Linked DNA regions of Mus musculus: region 2 is linked to region 1. Evidence: chromatin loops called from intact Hi-C (ENCODE). Cell type or tissue: heart. All regions are shown on one strand. Links, peaks and the distances in the headings refer to the core of each region. The heading gives the core; the rest is flanking DNA.

Evidence for each region. Peaks named below come from ENCODE experiments on the same cell type or tissue, not always from the same donor. Only the 100,000 strongest peaks of a DNase experiment are listed, where the experiment ranks them.
Region 2: a loop joins it to region 1, with 22 times the contacts of the local background. A loop is called at or near these places in 10 of 42 quality-filtered maps.

Annotation. Positions count from the first base shown.
Region 1 is chr7:124,123,281-124,133,619 of GRCm38, reverse strand. All of the region lies in intron 1 of Hs3st4 (heparan sulfate (glucosamine) 3-O-sulfotransferase 4), which reads right to left. Among named protein-coding and RNA genes, the nearest start is that of Gm25759, 18 kb to the left of the region's middle. In heart, for the core only: a CTCF peak has its summit at 4,445 (motif pointing left); a DNase peak (open chromatin) is centred at 2,089.
Region 2 is chr7:125,176,323-125,186,661 of GRCm38, reverse strand. No RefSeq gene overlaps it. Among named protein-coding and RNA genes, the nearest start is that of Gm30501, 29 kb to the left of the region's middle. In heart, for the core only: a CTCF peak has its summit at 4,889 (motif pointing right); no DNase peak of the experiment used is centred there.

The DNA of each region.
Region 1 (10,339 bases), core at 666-8,665:
TTAACAGCCATGACGGCAAGGATGAACCTGATTGGGGTTATTAAATATAGATAATCATAAGACAGATCCCCACACGCTATCTGAAAGAAGCTGAGCTGGTGGAATTAACCAGTCTCAGAACACAGCCTCTAACAGTGTTCCCTACCAGGAACCACACCTCACAGTATTCACACCCAACTGGCCCCAGATGCAGCTCTGACCAACAGGATGGTGTGGACGTTTAAGGGTTGGCTCATATACAGTACAACTTCCTTCAAGCTTTCTCCTATGAAAATGACATATGGCAAAGACCACCTAGCTATGAGAATATGGAGAAAGTTCCTGGGGGGTCTCCAATGAACAGCTCCCAGCAGAAGGTCTATTCCCAACAGCACGAGTTAGTCTCCAGCCTCCAGAGGTTGCCATGGGTACTGCCTAAGAAACCGCAAAGGAGACTTGTCGTGCTGAGTCAAAATGTAGAACTGTGGGAAATCATGAAGGGTCATTTCAGCCCTCTAAGGATAGATCATAGACAGCAGTGGATAACTGGAATGATGTCCTGTTTTCCAGGAAGAAAGTGGTCTCAGGGAGAGATTAGTGAAACTTATGCTGCAGAGGTAGTAGGCAGGAGCAGCCTTCTTCTCAAGACCTGGTAAGTGGTTTAGAATATTAGTCACAGTGTTCTCTCTTTATATGTTAATTTCATAAAGTACACTACCTCAGAGAAGATTAGGTATTATTACCCTATTTTAGAGGTGAAGAAATTGAAGTTTCAGAGAATAACATCTAGAATAATATCTAGCTCAAAAATCACATGACTTAGGAACCACTGGAGCCAAAACACTTTCAAGTTGCTGATTCACCTGGGAAAGAGTAGCAGGAAGACTGTATCAACATGGTCAAATAGTCCTAAAAGGATGCTCATCTCCACGCATTGTAATAAACATAGATAAATAAAAATGCTCATTTCTAGAATCCCAGTCTTGAAACCATAGTCGATTGGCTTTCTTATGATGCACAAACCCAAAGAAAGCATCAGGATTAATCAGTTAATCTACTGAATACCTAAGATATCTACCTCAAGTCCTGGATTCTAGGAAGAAAAGTGAACACACAGTTTGCTTACTTCAGAAATATCACAGTCTTTCAGTAGAAAGAAAAAAAAAAGCACAGTATAGTGTGATCCTTCAGATAGTCTAAATCTATACAAGATATTATAAGATAAGAGATATGAAGAGCAGTGTTGATGGCCCTGGAACTTCCCCTGCTAAGTCTGGGCTGTGATGATGTGGAATGGACCTAATAAAGCTTGGCACGGGGGTAAGAGCTTTAAGTTGTATGAGTCTGGGTTGAAGTTTGGTCTTTTGCTATATTGTAAAATATTGGCCCCTAAGACCTGATTGCTCCCAAGGACTAGAGAATCTGCACATAGACCCAAGTGACACTATGTGACCTTGCCACCCCCCCCCCCCCCAGTTATCCCTGATTCGGGAATAAAGATGCCTACAGCCTATAGCTGAGCAGAATTGAGATAGGCAGGGTTTGAGGTTCCCTGGCTTGAGTACTGAGGAGAATCATGAGGAGAAAGAGAAGGCAAGAAGGAAGATGCCATGGGTTAGAGGAAAATCGTAAAGCATAGCCATGAGAACTGGCCAATTGAAGTTAAGAGCGGCCCAGATGGAACATGGTGAATTATAATTTGGGGTTATAGATTCTAATAGCTTAGAGGGTAGATATCTGCCCAGCTCTAGTGTTGATTAAGGCTTATTATAAGTTAAAAAAAAAAAAAGAAGCAGATTGAAGAAAGCCTCTGCTGTTTGAACGTATCAGTAATTGCCCAATATATTAACATAAGCTCAGATCTTTGCGTGTAAAATGCTTATATTCCTCAATACTGCAAGTACTTCGCTAAATCTACCAGAAATGGTCCACAGTGCCTTGTGTAATTTACAAATCTAAGCCAAGGCTTCCAGACTCCCTGAGGTGACCTTTTCTTCAACAAAAGGCAACCTCATCTGAGCCACTTCCCTGCACGGTGGAAAGAGCAGGCTCTGCAGCTGGACTTGCCATATGACGGAGAGTCCAAAATGTCAAGGAGCCATTGACTCTGGAGTCTGTGCCAATGCAGAGCAAATATGGGTTCTTGCCGCGGTGGAGCTGGGCTCAGCCCCAAAGTGCCAGATGGTTCTGAGTGCTCAAGAATAAAGCCATCTGCAGAGCAACGCCTTCTACGGCTGTTACAATTTGTACTGATTACTAGCCTTCATCAGAATGTCTTTAGGATGCTTACCCACCAGTAATCCTGTCCCCTTCGTCACAGCTCTGAATTGAGGACCACATTTTTGCTTATAAGAACAGGACAAGCATATTGAATAAATATTCCCCACGCCACCCACTGATGCATGTCTTAATCTATATTATTCCACCTACATAGGAAACTCATAGACTAGATGATGATTTAGACCCTGCTTGGAACACAAGAGGCTATATGACATTGACCCTAGTTTGGAATTTGGCTGAAGGATTAAACATTATGAGAATTAAATACAAAGTTTATTTGGCTAATTATGATTGCTGCTCCCCACCCCACCCCCCACTCAAATCCTACTTGACCACAAATGGCTCATGAACTGAATCCGGCACAAATTCAACCATGTACAAATATTTGGGTGCAGCTCGCAACCACAAAGGTTTCGTGTTATTTATTTAAGCCAAGCTGGGGAGATGAGTGACAGTTTACACTGGGTGCTACTCTTTATTGCATCAATGGTAGCCCTAGTAGGTTGATACATTATTTCTTTACAGCACTCAAAGCATTAATGTACTAATAAAATGAGTTAATGACCCATTTCAAAATGCCCTTTATGGAAAAAAACTTTTTTTCTATTCCAAAAAAAAACTGATATTACATTATTTTTACCATTATCATATGATAGAACCTGATAACATGAGAACCCTAGGCTGCTAGGAAGTTACATAGTGACCAACAATCTATTTGTTATTGCTTTAAAAACAAACAAAACAAAAACAAAACAAAACAAAAATCCTACAAACTGTCAAGATTCTAGCCTGATTCCACAGGTCCACACTGTGTGGATTACAACTGGCCTCTTTTTGAAATAGTCAGAGAGAATCTTGAGCCCACTGAAATTTCTACAGCAATAACCAAAGCTTTCTGCCAGATATGTGTAACAACTGGTTTCTCAAAAACCCTTTTCAGGACATTTGTGTCAGAGGAATTTAAAGGAAGGGAGGCAGGCACCTGACCTCTACAGTCTCTGTTACGTACCAGTGTGCTATCAGGCATGAGCAGATGGTCAAAGATGCCCTGCCATGTTGTAAGAGAAAAGAACTGAAAATAATGTGTAGGTTTGCATTGATCAGTGTGCATAGTGTTACTCAGCGGATCAATCTGAACCCACCGTGGGGTCACAGCACAGAGATGCTGTATGGTGGAACTGTTAATCAGACAGTCTCATCTCTGCCTGTACTTTCTGCTTTAAAACCATTAGTGTTGGTCTTTATGTAGGGGATTGAATCCGCCTTAAAAGAGTCCAGTGCAATTCCATCAAAGTAGATGCTTTCTGGCTTTTGTGGCCATACCCTTGCCTAGAAAATTAGATGTTCCCCCAGAAGGAGCATGTCAAAGGCAGGACAGCCTATCCAGACCCTCGTGTGGTTGACTAGACTCCCATTTAACACTTTATCACACAGTAAACACTGCAGGGCTGTATATGCTGGTCAGCAAGGCCCCTGAATTTGTATAAACACTGGAACGCAGCGCCATGCTTCAGAAACTGCTTCTTTGTAACAGAGGTAGAAGGACAGAGCTCACCGACTTACTGAAACTGCTGGCTGCCAGAGGGTGCAGGGTCGCTTGCCTTTGCCTGTTAATCTGTCCTCATGCCTAGCTGAGGAAGCACAGCAGATTCTCCTAAACGGATACAACTATTCAAAAATTCTTTTTTTAAAAAAATGGGGAGAGAATAGAGTAACAATCTCATTATTTGCCTCTGAGTGGCAATGTATGATTTCTCTGCCAGACAGAGGGTCACCTGTAGAAAGGGAAGAGGTTTTCTTTTGTGAGGTTTTATGTGATGCCCTGATCCTATCAGATATTTCTTCCCAAACAGCTATATTAATAATGAAGTGATCTGTTCCCTGCATTCTATAGTACATTAGGTCTGTTCTGAGAGGTTAATCTTTAAAGACTATTTAAAAGGATCAATACCAATGCAGATATAGACAGAAGCTGGATTTACATGTCTGATAGTTGGACTTCAGAGCCTTTTAATGCAGGCTATTCCTGCACTCTAGCTAGGCTTGAGAGCACAGTGCTTGCTGTTACCTGACACTTCAGAATGAGTGGGTTCCTCAACCTGCTAGATCCCCCAACCAAAGACTTAATTTCACAGTGCCAAGGCCAAGTCTTTCCTGTTTTATTTATGTAGAATAGTGACACCTAGTGGTTGGGACAGCAAATCCACGAAACAGAATTCTTTAGTGGCAACACCCACTCTTCCCTGGGATTAAAACAAAAAGAATCCCCTAAGGGGTTTGACCCTCTTCTTGGGCAAGCAATAAGGCACCCAATGATACATGCTGAAGAATAACCTCGCTGAGTTAGACTTCTCCAGATACCCTGGAAAAAAATGGAAAGCTAGAATCATGCCCAAGAAAGGGAGGATCCATGGGAACTATGGAAGGATGAACAGGTATTGGTGTTCTAAAAAAAGAAGTAGGAACCAGTGGGGCCACCACAGCTTCTAAGTAGTCAACTGAGGACATGTGAGGCTTGTCCAAAGACTGTGGATAAAACTGCATGCTGAGGATATTGTATCAATAATGAAGATGGAAAATGGGCTGCGAAGATGAATCACAATCAAACATTCCCTCCGCTCTGTCTTTAGGCTGTGGATCCTGAGAGCTGAAAACTATTATCCTTCCCTTCTGTTAGAGTCAGCTACATCTGTCTGACAAATGCCAGGTGCATAGTAAATGCTGAGTAAGAAGGGGAAAGGGAGGGAGGGAGGTAAGGAAGGAGGAAAGGAAAGAAGGGGCAAGGGAAAGATGGAAGGAGGGATGGAGAGAGAGAGGGGGAAGGAGGGAGGGCGGGAGAGGGAGAGAGAATATAAATCAGGGCAGATAAGTACGACTTCTGGGAAGACTAGGCTACATCAGATAAGAAATGCATTCCACTGAGCTAAGGCAGCTTTTAGCAAACTGGATGTAGGTAAACAGTGATGGTAACATAGTTGATAACCACCATTCAAAGTTATTCCTCCATTAGCACCATCATTTAGTGTGGAGACAAAACACAGAGAGGAGCTGCAGAATTGATGGTAACTCAGATTACCTGGCTCCAGAGTCCTGTTCCTTCCCACCCTGATATACATTGTAATAAAGGAGGTCAAGTTCAAGAGGACTCCATTGGATCAGAGAGGCAAATCAGGACCCTCCTACAGGGGTTCTGCTACACAGGGAGCCTGTAGTTAAAAGTCACATAGCATCTCAGATAGGTCCAGGAAGGCATGAAGCCCTTCCCCATCCTACTGACAATGGACTTTTATAAATTTAACATATATTATATGAGAAAGATCTCCCTCTGCTCATTTCTCTCTATTTTATGTCTACTAATATGACAAGTTTATTTTTACTAATTATCTTAATAATAAATATTTGTGGGATACAGAGTAAAGAATCAGATACATATAATTTGATAAATTAGGAACACTAACAATTTTGTGCATATACATTTAACTATCACGTTTACCCTGCAAATATTCATGATACTTATGGGATAACATAAACTGTACTTTTTAAGACAGGTTATTACTTTGTCATCCAGGCAACTTCACGTTGTTGATGGAGCCCAGGCTGATGAGAAATGTAGGACCCTCCTCCCACAGCTTTACAAATTCTGGGATTAAAAAAAAAGTGTGCCAGCATGCCTGGCTGAAAAATATGTTTTAAGGAGAAGAGGAAATTATAAATACTTCTAGGTCTTTTAAAGAACAAGATCCTATCATATCCTAAGAGGTCTTCAGCACTGTCTGATGTGTGGAACCAATTATTTCTTTTCTCATATTCTCTCAGCAACAACCATTTAAATCCAAGATCAAACACATGCCAGGGCAGGCCCTAAGCCTGGATGCAGGAGAGTCAGGATTTTTGTTTAGGTTTTGCCTTGTTGGTTTTTATTTGTATTTTTCTTGTTTGTTTATTTGTTTATTTGTTTGTTTGGGGTGGGTTTGGTTTTCTTTTAAGAGAGACAGACAGACAGACACACAGAGGGAGAGAGAGAGAGAGAGAGAGAGAGAGAGAGAGAGAGAGAGAGAGAGAGAGAGAGAGAATGTGAAGTCGGGTGTTAAGGAGGTGTGAAGGACCTGTGAGGAGCTGTAGAAGAGAAAAAATATGACCAAAATGTATTCTATGAAAAATTCTTAATTTTAAAAAAAATAGTAAAGAAATAATTTCCATCTAAGTCCGTAACACCAGCTTGGAATGCCTTCCTGGTGTCTTGATCTAAATAAGAGAGCAACAAATGCCAGGCACAGGCTCACATGTGGGGTTTGCACTGGTGTGTCATCTGAACATGACGGGAGAGGAAAGGGATCCAGTGAGCTTTTGTGACCCAACAATACTGTGAAAATAAAATATTTTTGCCTTCCCTAAATGAAGTCAGCTAAGAAGAAAACCAGATATCAAGTGCCATTCAAAAACTCCCCCAAACTACAGAGTGAAGAAACCTCCCATGATGGCCTGAATGGAAAACACTTGAGAAGAGTTAGGGAAAGAAGAGTCCTAAGCCAGAAAGTGAGCACTAGCCATTAGCTTCTATAAGGAATCCCTCATTCTTTCACTTCCTCAATTGATGATGATGATGAACAGCTGTTGTCCTAGGTAGGCCAACCATTGCTATACTAAAACACCCTGACCAAAACCTACTTGATCCATGGCATACTCCAAACCTGTTGTTAGTCAGGACAGGAACTCGACCAGGGAGGAAGCTGGAGGCAGGAATTGATGCAGAACTCATGAAGGAGTTCTGCTTACTGGCTTTCCCTTCATGGTTTGCTCAGTCTGCTTTCTTATAGCATCCAAGACCATCTCTTCCAGGAGGACACCTCCCACAGTGAGCTGAGCCCTGACACATCAATCAAGAAAATGTCCCATAGATCTGCCCACAGTCCAATGTGGTGGGGGCATTTTCTCAACTATGATTCCCTCTTTCCAAATGTCTCTAGTTTGTGTCAAGTTGAAAAAAAAAAAAAACAAACCAATCAGCACAGCTGTCTAACACATTAGAGACACCTAGAGTCTCCACGTCTCCTTAGTTATAAATGGTAGGGGCTTCTTTAATCTGAATTCCCCCTACATTGGTTATACCTGGCTATATTCCGGGTCTAGTGTAATTTAGCATTTACCGTCCATGGCACCTCTGGGCCTGGATCACCTCCTGAGTGATGCTCTTTTTCATTTCTATGCTGACAAACACACTGTTTCAACTGTCGTTTAAACAGCCAGTTCAAAGTCTACTGTTATTTTAACTCCATATTGTCAAACAGGTGGATTTATAAATGTGTTACCTGAAGGAAACGTTCCCCCAAATAGCAGAAGCATAGACTTTATTTATTTATAATTATTTGTTAGATTTGTACAAATGTTCCTGTTGCTAGAAAGCCTCTGGCTAAATACAAATTAAAACACTTTTGAATGTAGTGAAGACAGCAGTGGCGTCGTTTTAATTACCCATTGGGGGACGCCAGGCAGCAGCGATGTATTCATTTCCTTCTTTGCTTGTATAATGTGGCTGTCTGCTTAGGGATATGAACCTCCTGTCTGCTTGCTGATGACACAGACTGCCTGGCCACATAATCCATCTTTATGTGATTCCAGCACACAAGTGCACTGAGCACATGAGCAGAGGGCCAAAAAACAACAAAAGCTAAAGGGAACTTCCTTTGGTAATACTTTTGGAGACCTGGGACCCACTGTCCCTTCAGAGGGACACCTACTATTTTTGTATGAGAGAGCATGCTATTCTCTTTCCCTTTGAAGACTTCATGGGGAAGCGATTCTGGGTCTACATCCTGGACCACAACGCACCAGCTCTCTTTCTTCTTTTGACTGCTGTCTTCCCTACACATTAGAACCATGGATATAAACAAGGTCTTTAATGTCTCTCTTCCTCAGCTCCCCTCAGCTGTCACATGGGACCACTGTAGGATCACTGACGTGGGTACAAGATTCTTCTCACTGATGGGGACTCCGAGTATGGTGCTCAAAAATATGGTAGACAATTTGATTTTATCCATCAGTTACCGAGGAGTAGTAATACCACACTCTCTCACAGAGTTATTTTCAGGATAAAATGTGAGAGATGAGGCTTCAAATATATAGAGAATCCACAAATACCAAAGTGGGTTAGAACACCCCAGCTGTCCTCTAGCTTGTACAGAGAATTGGACTGATTCATACTGTAAGGTAATGTTTGCCCAGCTGTCCCTCTGGCAGGTGACGCTTAGCAAGCATGGGGAGTTTTGATGTTCAAACAAAGATAGGGGGAAAATGTTGCTCTGGAGGGGGGAAAAAAGCTTTGTTAAAAAATTAATGGATGATTATGAATTTTACATATGAAAGGATAATATAGTGGATCCAATATACCTGCCACTCAGCTGCTGAGGAGAGCAGGGCATATAAAATGCAGCAGGGAGGGAGGATCTCAGAGGAGTTGGAAGAGGGGGGAAAACATGATCAAAATACATCGCATGAAAAATGTAAATAAAATCTATTTAAAATAATAATAAACAAACCCCTGCTGATGGTAACAAAGCCTTTGGTGGCTCACCTCCTGACACAGTCCCTCCTCTCTCCTAGTTTCTCTACCTACACATTCAACTCTATACACTATACCACAAGTCACACATAGTATGTGTTTGTGACAGTTAGTCTTAATTGCCAACTTAACAGACTCTAGAAGCACCTGGAAGATGGGCCCTGGGCATGTTTGTAGGGAATTACCATGATTATGTTAATTGATGTGGGGAGATCCATCTTCTGGATGAAGATGAGTGAGGGATCCTGGACTGTATAAAAATCTTACCCGGGCACTTGAATGCATCCTCTCTGCTTCCTGTCTCTGGGCACAGTGTGCCATGCTGCTTTAAGCCCCTTCACCCTTGGCTTCCCCTCCATGATGAACTGTAACCTAATCTGTGCACTAGAATAAACCATTTCTCCTTTAAATTACTTCCTTTGATGATCTTTACTGATATGATTTTAACGTGTCAATAAAAGTAACTAAGGCGCTATCATTTATTTATATGCTTACAATGATAGAATAGATGGAAGTTGCTTGGACTTTGAGACAACTTTATTTTCCTTTTATTCAGAGTTTCATTCATGGACCTGATGTGTTTTGACTCCTTTTATGATGTTTCTGAAATGTAACCAGGGCAGGATAAGGTCTTGTTTGGTGCTGAACAGTATGACATTGGATTAACACATCACCACAATTCACCAGTACTGGACAGAAGATTGCTTCATTTAACAACCTTTCATTATCTTTTTAGGCCTCAATGTCAAGAGTTTCTCTAGGTTAGTAGTTTTTGGTGAGTCTATTGGGGTCCCCTGAAATAAAGAAAACCTTCTAAAGTAACAAACACCACAGCTTTCTAATTCAGAGAGTTTGAAACAAAAAGTCAAAAAAATCTACACTTTTAGCAAAATCCCAGTTGCTACATTGGGGACTGATTTGCTCACTCAGATGCTCGCCCTGAAATCTGACTTGTGTGGATAGATGATGAGGTGACCAGGCAGACCTTCTGTCTCTGTGATACAATCCTTCGCATAAACAGGCCAAAAGAGGAAAGAAACATTTTGTCCCAGATACTCAGAAGTCGCAGTGGAGGACAGTAGATACGTCTATTCTGGATTTGAGGTGGCATCAAGGGTAACACCAAGATGGTGACAGCATAGGACAAAGGCTACTCGCCCCAAGGTAGACAGGAAATATATTAAGAAGAAGGCACCTGGGACCAGGTATAATCTTTGAAGGCCTCCTAGTGGCCTACTTCCTCCAACTAGCCCCACCTTCTGACATTTCTTGTGTCTGCCAAACAAAATTCCATCAACTGGGAACCAAAACTTCAACCCAGGAGGCTGTGGAGGCTGCATCATAACCAAAACATGCCATGGGGTTTAACAAAAGAACAGGGTTGTTGAAGGCTTATGGGCTCATTGTAGGGACTAGGTTCATGCTCTCCATTGTCAGCATGTGCTTGTCCTTTCTGCACTGGAGTTTGCCACACAACTGGGTTGTTGTGAAGCTGTGCATGTGCCTCAGGTTCTGTCTGTT
Region 2 (10,339 bases), core at 675-8,674, 1.1 Mb before region 1:
TGTTTTTCTTCTTCTGTCCTTTTCATCTTCTTTTTCCACCCGTATATCAAAGCTTGCTTTGTGTTGCTTGGCCACAAGGGTGCCAGTTGCAGCTCTCAACATGAAAGCCCACAGAAGTTCCTCTCCTAGACATCACTAATGACCCGTGACTTCTACAGCTATTCTCCCCGGGAAGCAGGCCTCTATCCTTAAACTCTAGGCTGCCCAACTTCTATGAACCTGCATCTCCTAAAGGCTTCCCTTGCCCTAGGTGTGCCTAGCACAGCACTTTGGAAGCCCTTGTCCTAACTATGCCATTGCTCTTGCATGGCCACTTCCATTCGACCCTTGGAAACTTGAGCCTCGAGAGTCCTCTCCTCCCATCAAGGATACCCCTGATTTCTCAGCACACTGGCTTAGCTTTTGTGCTAAGTTTAGTCCTTGACTCTTGTTCATGAGCAGAGAGCCCTGTTCTGCTGTCATGCTCTTCAAGGGTTTGCTTGAGAGTATCAGCATCTGGGACCATTGTGTCCAACCTCAGCCATGATGATGGCCTATAGCTTCATCAGACATGTATTCTCCAGGGTGTGTGTGTGTGTGCTGTAGGTACAAGTGGTTATGTATGTATTTGCACATGTGTGTGAAGACCAGACATTACTGTTGGATGTCTTACTTGATTGCTTTGAGAATCTAGAGCTCACTGATTTGGCCAGTCTGTCTAGTCCGGGGGACCTTCTTGTCTTTGCAGTCCCAGCGCTTATCACAGGGATCACAGCACTTGATGTCCCTGGCTTCTTATGTGGGGGTCTGGAGATCTGACCTCGGATCCTCATACTTGTAAGAATTGTACTGATTGAGGTATCTTTAAAACCTCCCCCAGATAACTTTATGCCCAAATTTCACATGAGGACTTTCCTCCCTGCTTTCTCTATTCAAGTCAGACACTACGATCTGGTCTGTATTTCCGTGTTGCTAGGTCAAAGCAAAGTCCCCAAGGCCAGCAGCTGGCTTAGAACTCTTTCCCCTACATGGCGGCCAGGCTGCTGACGTGAGGAATGTTCTGGTGATCGCTGGGTCTGTAGAAGGCTGAGGCAAGGAAAAGAGCAGCTGGGCGGACAATCGAGAGCTCCTGGTCCAACTGAGGCGTATAAATCGCCAGGCTGCTGCGAAGCCTTTTAAATGTTTTGACAGTCCCCAATCCATCAGAGCCTTTAATTGGGTTTTGACTGAGTTGTTCTATATGTAAATACCAGTTACTGGTGAGGTTGTTTACAGCCAAACTGTCTGTTTATGCAAATTGTGTTCCAAGATCACAGCGTTTTCATTGCAGGATAAAAACATTCCTTTTATTTAATGCCAAAATTGCTTCTTCCTTGGGCTGGGGTTTGTTTTCCTCTTTGGCTTTTAAATAAAGCAAGGCAATTTGGTAAGCCCGCGGAGCAGCAGTGCCCATGTGGCGGAGGCCACGTGGCCTCCCTCAGAGGCAGGCAATGCAGGTGAGTGTTTTGAGACCTACAGATTCCTGGGTACCTCTGCCCATCTTTCCTCTCAACATCAAGCCTCCTAGAATATTGGGAGCTAATTACCCTGTGAAGCAGCTTGGTCCCTGTTGAGTGATTCTACTATAAAAAGGAGTCTCCCCAGCACCTGGATTGCACCCTCTTCCCCAAATGAAGAATTTAATCCCCTTCTACCACCTAGAGAGCTCTCATTTCTTCTAAAATCCATCTTCTTGCAGCCCAGAGGTACCTTTCCTCTTGCTATTATTGAATGTGTGGAGTAGACCTGGGCAGGACAGTGACTGACACTGGGAGAGAGGGCCCACCCTCCTGGAATTTACCTTCCCCTAAAGTTTACACAGAGTTGAGAATGATTTATTCAGGAGGGTCACTGAAGCATGGTTTCTAACTTTTCTTATTTAGCAAGCCGTTCCTGCTTCCTCTGCCTCTTAGCCAACTGCTACAAAGTGAGATGGGGTTTGGGAGCCAAGTTCATGCGCGAGGAGACAGGTAGTGGGACTTCTGAGAGGCAGAGTCTATTACAAGGTCCCAGGTGATATTAAAGTTCTTTGAGGACTGGGTTAGGTCTTTGGAGAGTAGCTTGCTATAGAGTCCGCTGGGACCTTCCTTGGTCCCTTGCTCCCTTTCTTCACTTGTAACCTTTCTTTCCTTTTCCCCATTGGGTCAAGAGACCCCCAGTTGGAGCCAGTGCCATGCTTTTGAACCTCAGGAACTATTTTTTGTTTGTTTGTTTGTTTTTGTTTCTTTTCAAGACAGGGTTTCTCTGTGTAGTCCTGGCTGTCCTGGAACTCACTTTGTAGACCAGTCTGGCCTAGAAATCAGAAATCCGCCTGTCTCTGTCTCCCAAGTGCTGGGATTAAAGGCGTGTGCCACCTCTGCCCGGGGAACCTCAGGAACTATAAACTTGCTGTTTTCTTTACAAATTACCCAGCTTCAGTCACATTCTTATAGCAACAAAGTGGACTAAGACACAAACTAACCATCCATTTGGTCATAAAGGAAATTGTCACTAGGAGAAAAAAAATGCTCTTTCTGCATCACTATTGTGAACATCTTCTTCCTCCCTTCTTTCTTCTCCCCTCAGAAGGGAAGAGTACCCTCTGATACCCTGTCTGCCCAAGCTGTACCATGAACAATGACTCCTTCTCCCTCCCCAGTACCATGAAAACTGACTCCTCCCCTCCAACTGTACCATGGACACTGACTCCTCCCCCCAGCTGTACCATGGACACTAACTCTTTCCTCCCCTCCAACTGTACCATGAACACTGACTCCTCCCCTAAGCTGGACCATGAGCACTGACTCCTCCCCCAGCTGTACCATGGACACTGACTCCTCCCCTCAGCTGTACCATGGACACTGACTCCTCCCCCAGCTGTTCCATGGACACTGACTCCTCCCCCAGCTGTACCATGGACACTGACTCCTCCCCCAGCTGTACCATAGGCACTGACTCTTTCCTTCCCTCCAACTGTACCATGGACACTGACTTCTCCCCTAAGCTGGACCATGAACACTGACTCCTCCCCCAGCTGTACCATGGACACTGACTCCTCCCCTAAGCTGGACCATGAACACTGACTCCTCCCCCAGCTGTACCATGGACACTGACTCCTCCCCTAAGCTGGACCATGAACACTGACTCCTCCCCCAGCTGTACCATGGACACTGACTCCTCCCCTAAGCTGGACCATGGACACTGACTCCTCCCCCAGCTGTACCATAGGCACTGACTCTTTCCTCCCCTCCAACTGTACCATGGACACTGACTCCTCCCCCAGCTGTACCATGGACACTGACTCCTCCCCTAAGCTGGACCATGAACACTGACTCCTCCCCCAGCTGTACCATGAACACTGACTCTTTCCTCCCCACCAACTGTATCATGAACACTGACTCCTCCCCCAGCTGTACCATGAACACTGACTCCTCCCCCCAGCTGTTCCATGGACACTGACTCCTCCCCCAGCTGTACCATAGAGACTGACTTTTCTTCCCCTCCAGCTGTACCATAAACACCGACTCCTCCCCCAAGCTGGACCATGAACACTGACTCCTCCCTCCCACGCAGCGTCTTTGTACGTCCTTTCTGCCTCTTTACTTTTGTCATGATGGTCTCCAAATGCTGGAGAATTTCTCCCACTTTGGAAAAATCAGTTTGATAACCACGGTCCCTCCATGTCCCACTTTGCCTCTGTTGAGCTTCAGCAGCCGTCTCTGTACCACCTCAGGAGGTTTTAAGATCAGGTGCCTGCACTGCATCTGAAAACAATAAAAGAGCAGCGTGCTGCAGCTGAGCGGAGCCTGACATCAACAGGCTTCTGAGACGTCTCCCTGGTGTTTCTATAAGCAGCCCATGGCAGAAAGCTGATCTTTCATTGCCCCTCCCCCACAATAAAAACATCGATTTAAAATTAGCCTGAGATACTGTCTCTGCCTCCTTATCTTCGCAGTGGTGTCTGAAACTGCTTTGGAAATGTCACCAGTGAATGTCTATACCTTGCTGACCCTCCTGCTCTTCTGACCTGGTTGGTGGGCTCCTCAGATTTTCTCTGAACCTCACGCTGTATTCTCCCGATCAGCTCTTTCTCTGCTTCTCTGGTAGGCTCCATTTCTAGAGCACTCTGGGAATGGGTGTTCTCTTGACATCTCAGCCCCTCTTCCTGATTGGTGAGCTGGTCTATCACTCCTGGTTCAGCAACGACAGCTCCCAGAAGTCTACACCTTGCACTCCAGGACTCCCTTTTCTACCACATTTTGTGCAGCTCATGTGCTTCTCTCTAACTCTGGCTTCCTGTGCCCACTTTCATACCCCGCAGCTCCTACAGAGCATCTCCCTGTCTCCCCCTCACATGCTGTGAGTCACTGAGTATGAACATTCTAATGCCAGAACTTATTCTCACCGATCTTCTCCATCAATTGCTCAGTTCAAATCCCCATGTGAACTGCCCAATTGTTCTCTTGGTCCCACCTGTAGGACCGCCTTCTGTAGACCTTTCCCCACAGGGCTATGGAACAGAACTCTTTGTAATGCAAAACTGACTATAGCTTTACTTCCCTAAAGTCCATTTTTCAATAGCACAAATGTTAAAAGTCCAGGCAACTGAACATGTGTGTGCTTGAGACTCTGGACAGCTTATAGAAAAATACCAATAGATACGGACAGGAGATGAGAGGAGGCAGATGGATCGCATGCAGATGGATGACCGGAGAGGGAAGCAGTGTTGCACCGTGGGAGGAGGGGAATCTTCCCTGACTTTCTGAACTTGTGACTTGACTTTTAAATCAGGTGAAAGAACTTTACCAACTCAACAGCTCCGTCAGAAGATGTGCACAATTTCAGCTACTGTACGCTCCATTCCTTCCTATGGTGGTGATGCTGGTTATGTGCATGTCTGCCCACCAGGGGCCAGGAGTGGATAATGGATGACTCTGGCACATATGTGGGTACTTCTCTCAAGGATGGCAGAACCCAGAGTTGTTTCCTGCACCACCCTCTTCCTTCCTTCTCCAGGTCCAGGCTGTATATCTCACCCAAGTATTCCACAAGCTACCTCTTGTCCCAGCCCTCATTTTCTGTATTCCCTGCCCCACTCCACACTCTGAAGCTACCCTGTCCTCCCTGCAGCTACTGGAAGGAAGTTTCCATCTCTGTGCATTTGCCTCAGAAATGAAGCCTGGACATTTTCTATTCAGCCTTTAAAATTCTTCAATGTCAGCCGACACTATCAGGGCACCTGGTATCCCAGCTGATCTGACTGGAATAGCTCTGCTAACCAATGGGGAAGTTTTGTCTCATGTAGGTAGGGACTAGGTCTGTTCCACTCTGAGTTCCCGGTGCTGGGCAGAAGAATCTTTGGCCTTAACATATACTTGTGGGATAAATAATTAAACGGGCAAATGAATAAGCAAATTTAAAAAGAAGATGACTGTTGAAAACACCCAGGGATTCACCCTTCAGTCAAAATGAGGTACTTCAAACCGTTCTGCCTAGGAGTGTAGCAGGAGGGGGCCTTGAAATGGGTGCTCTCATTTTGACCCCAAATTGGTGATCTTTACTGGGCTCCAACATTATCCTGTTAGTTATGTTCTTGTGTGGCATAACCAATTCCTCCATGAGCCTACAAAAACAACACCCTGAGAGTCAGGTATCTTTTTTTTTTTAAATTTATTTTTTTATTAGGTATTTTCCTCGTTTACATTCTCAATGCTATCCCAAAAGTCCCCCATACACAGCCCCCCAATCCCCTACCCACCCACTCCCCCTTTTTGGCCCTGGGGTTCCCCTGTACTGGGGCATATAAAGTTTGCAAGTCCAATGGGACTCTCTTTGCAGTGATGGCCGATTAGGCCATCTTTTGATACATATGCAGCTAGAGACAAGAGCTCCGGGGTACTGGTTAGTTCTATTGTTGTTCCACCTATAGGGTTGCAGTTCCCTTTAGCTCCTTGGGTAATTTGAGAGTCAGGTATCTTATCCATACCTGTACCTGTAAGGTATTCTCGGGACACTGGAGATACCTGATAGATCTGTTGAACAAATAAATGGATCTGCTTTGAAACTGTGCAGCATTTGAAGGATCTTCAGTGCAGAATAGACTTGGGAACGCAGGCTTCAAAGAAGGCAAGGATTTAGGTGTACCCTGCTGGCTGATGCTGGGTTAAGACAGGCTCAAACAACCTTCAGGGAGAGGCCTCAGAAGCATAGCTACCACACATCTTATGTGCATATTCATTTGGAGAATTTGTTAGAGAGGAAGTCTGGGGAACTCATGGTAAGAGTTCAATGTGGGTTGGAAGTTAGCAGGAGCAAGAGGTGTGCACAGTGCCAGTTTTAAGTGTTTATTTGACATTGCTCAAAGTGCCTCACTGTATCACTCGTGGATTTGGCCTCTAGGATACAAATCATACACCTTTATAGGTGAAGAGATGGGTGCAGAAGGATGAGACAGCTTACCTCAGGTCACAGAAGCAGAGCAAGGCAAGGCTCCACCTTGCTTCTTGTGTTTCTCCATTGTTTACCCATAAATGACAGGTGGTCTGCCCCTCCCTCCAGTGTTGAACACCCCAGCTTCACTTCTAGGGCTTATCCCACCGCTGAAAGACTCTTTCCCCTTTGTATTTGGAGCATATCAAGTTTATTTTTTCCTCTAGGTTTTTTAAAATGCTGGTACATTTTACCTTAAAATGTGTGATGATGCCTTTGTCATCGAGGGAATTGACATAGGTATCTGGTCCCACAGGGTGACTCTAAAGTGACAAATCATTTGAAGTAACAAGGCAGACCCTGCATTTCCACTTGGAAGCAGTAAGTCAACTCTCCATGTGGCCTCAGTCCCAACCCTCCAAAGCCCTCACACCAGTGCTAGGTTGTGCCACTAGCCTGACGTTGGCATTATCTAGATGTCCAGAGTCCCCTTGGCATGTGCCACCCACTTTGGCCAGATTGAAGACACAAAGGAGCCCTTTCTAAAGCTTCTGGTAAGATGCTAGCATGTCTCTTGGGGGCTCAGAGCAAACACATCATCTTGCTGCAATTCTGATTTTGGGTAAACAGTGACAGAGGATCCTGAGCTTCTGATTCTAACCAGGGCCAGCTATGCCAGTGCTGTGTCAAATACTGTGCCAGCTGTGCCAATGCTGTGCCAGTGCTCTACCAGTGCTATGTCAGCTATGTCAGCTGTGCCAATGCTGTGCCAGTGCTATACCAGCTGTGCCAGCTGTGCCAGTGCTATACCAGCTGTGCCAGCTGTGCCAGCTGTGCCAGTGCTATACCAGCTGTGCCAGCTGTGCCAGCTGTGCCAGTGCTGGGCCAGCTACGTCATCTGTGCCAGTGCTGTGTCAGTTTGCAAGCACAAAAGGAAATGTATTATTTCTTTAGAATTAAATTTATTTTTTTTCATAAATCCTTCCTGGCTGTTTATTTTTCTTTGACTGTAAAATACTTTTCAAAAAGATTATAACTGAAGTTGAATTTTGGTGAATCCTGCTGGAAGGTCCCAAGGATGACCTAGGGCACTGGCTCTCAAGCTTCCTAATGCTGTGACCCAGTGAATACTGTTCCTCCTGTTGTGGTGACCCCCAGCCAAGATTTATTTCATTGCTACTTCATAACTGTAATTTTACTACCATTAAATAGCTGATAGGCAAGATATCTGATATATGACCCCCAAAGGGATCATGACCCACATGTTGACAATCACTGACCTAGCATATTTGGAGGATAGCTGGAAGCCCAGAGAGGGCAAACAGAGAGGAAGTAATAGCAATTCTCAGACAAGGCTTAGGACCATTGCCCCACATGCTCCCAGTAGCCCTAGTGTCTTAGGGTTAGACTGCTGTGAAGAGACATCATGACCAGAGACACTCTTATAAGAAAACATTTAATTGGGGCTGGTTTAGAGTTTCAGAGGTTTACCCCAATATCATCACGTTGGGAAGCATGGCAGCATGTAGGCAGACATTGTGCTGGAAAAGCCGAGAGTTCCACATATTGATCTGCAGGTAGTAGAAAGAGACAGTGTTCTACACTGGGCATAGTCTGAGCCTATAAGGGACCACAAAGCCCCCCCACCCCCCATAGTGACATACTTCCTCCAACAAGGACACACCTACCCCAATGCCATACCTCCCAACAGTGCCATTCCTTGTGGGACAAGCATGCACACATTATGGGGGCCATACTTATTCCGACCACCACAGCCACTAACCCTAAACTGGTTGCTGAGAGAGGTGACTCAGCCATTAGAGGGTGTGAAGTACCCAGGAGGCCATCTTGGACACAGCCCAGCACTTCATTGTAGTTAACCCGATGATCAGGAAGTTTCCTTTGGGGACTGGGTGCCAGCTGTCTACACCTGCTCAACAAGGAGCTATGTTTCAAGGCTGGGCACAGCTTTGGGCCATTTATAAACTAAACATTTAATACTCTGTGTCTCAAGGCATCTGGAAATTACATTCTTATTTGGGAGCTTCAGTTTGGTGGAATGAACCCTATTGTGATTCTAATTTGCTTGGGGAAAACCATGCAAACCTACTAATTTGCATGCTAAGAAGTGAGGGACAGTGATGTCTGGGAAAGTATAGGTAAGGGGAGTCTTGAAGGGGAGACTGGATGGTGACAGAGAGGTAAGGATGGAGGCTTGCTTAAGGTAGAGCCAGCAGTGTCCAGGATTGATGGGCTCAGAGACTTCTGGCTCAGATCCCAAGGAAAGTATATTTTCCCAACCATCCCTCAAATATCAGACTTCTTTGCTTTTAAAGGAGTTTTTGTTTTACATAATAAACCTACTTAGAAAAAGCAAACCAACAAAACAAAACACAGCCTCTCATACAACAAAAGAAGCAGTACAAGGGCTGAAGAGATGGTTCAGTAGTTAAGAGCACTGGCTGCCCTTCCAGAGGACCTGCGGTCAATTTCTAGCAATCACAAGGCAGCTTATAACCATCTGTAACTCCAGTTCCAAGGGATCTGACATACACTTTTTACCTCCACAGGTACCAGGCAGGCAAGTAGTGCACAGACCATAGACATACGTGCAACACACACACACACACACACACACACACACACACACACACACACACACACACATTTAAAGAGAAGCAATATAGAGAGAATGTACTCCCCCTCCAAGTCTCCTCCACCCAGCCTATCAGCCTCTGTGCCCAGAGATGACAGCCAGCCCAGTCTTCCATGTACTTTTCAATAATATTCCATGGCACATTCATTCCTCCACTGACAGACTGGCCAAAGCAGCAGCTTACATCTGCCATAGAAGCTCACAAGTCTTGCATTAGATGCTGTTTGTTCCTGGTATGCTAATTGTATGTGCTGTGCTTCATCATGACATTTTCCTACATGTACATGCTCCTTGATCACCTCTCTCTCTCTCTCTCTCTCTCTCTCTCTCTCTCTCTCTCTCTCTCTCTCTCTCTCTCTCTCTCTCTCTCCTTCTCTGACACAGTGGTTCCTCATTTCTCATCAGCCTGTGGCCTCCCTTACTAGTTCTAACAACTGCTGGTCTGTTCTGTTATTCATTTACCCTTCCTTTCTGAGCGTGATTTTATATTACTTCTGGTCCTTTGATAGTGCAAGTGTTGTTTTGTTCTTGTTTTTGTTTTGAGAACATCTTTCCTGGCGTGTCAACATGGAGCATGGCTGGACTTGCAAGAGGACAGGTGCTCCTGCCTTGCTTCCCAGAGACCTGCTGCTAGACTTAGGCTCTCACCAGAAACATGCCATGGTGGACTCTCTCACAGCTTCAGAGACAGACAGATACTTCAAAGGCATCTGAGCAAAATGAGGTACAGTTTACAAGCAGTAAGATGCTAAGACCTTAAACATGGAGTCCATTGGGGTTAGGGAATCATAGACACCTGTGTAACCACTCCCCAGTGAAAATAGAGGCTAAGGCCATGAGTTTGGAAGGGTTTTTCTCACCCCTTGTCAATCATGTTTGACCTTGGCTCTATAGATTTTGCACTTGAACTTCATGTACCCGAGATCTCATGTAGCAGGCACTGGACGAGCTCACTAGTTTTGCTTGAGGTCTGTGAGATTCACATGTGTCATTGTTACCATCATCCCCCTTTTACAGGTAAGTATGACTCCATTTATGAGTATAGTGGCCATATCATATTTTGTTATTTACTACTTTATTGATAAGCAGGCATTTGATTTGTTTAGGGTGAAGAAAAGCTGCCCACATTCTCATGTAATTCTTTGTAGAGAGAGTTGTATTCCCCGTTGCTCTGATGAATGCCCCAACAAGAGCAGCCTAGGGAGAAAGGACTTATTCTGGCTCATGATTTCCCTGTAGAGGGAAATCAAGGTGGGA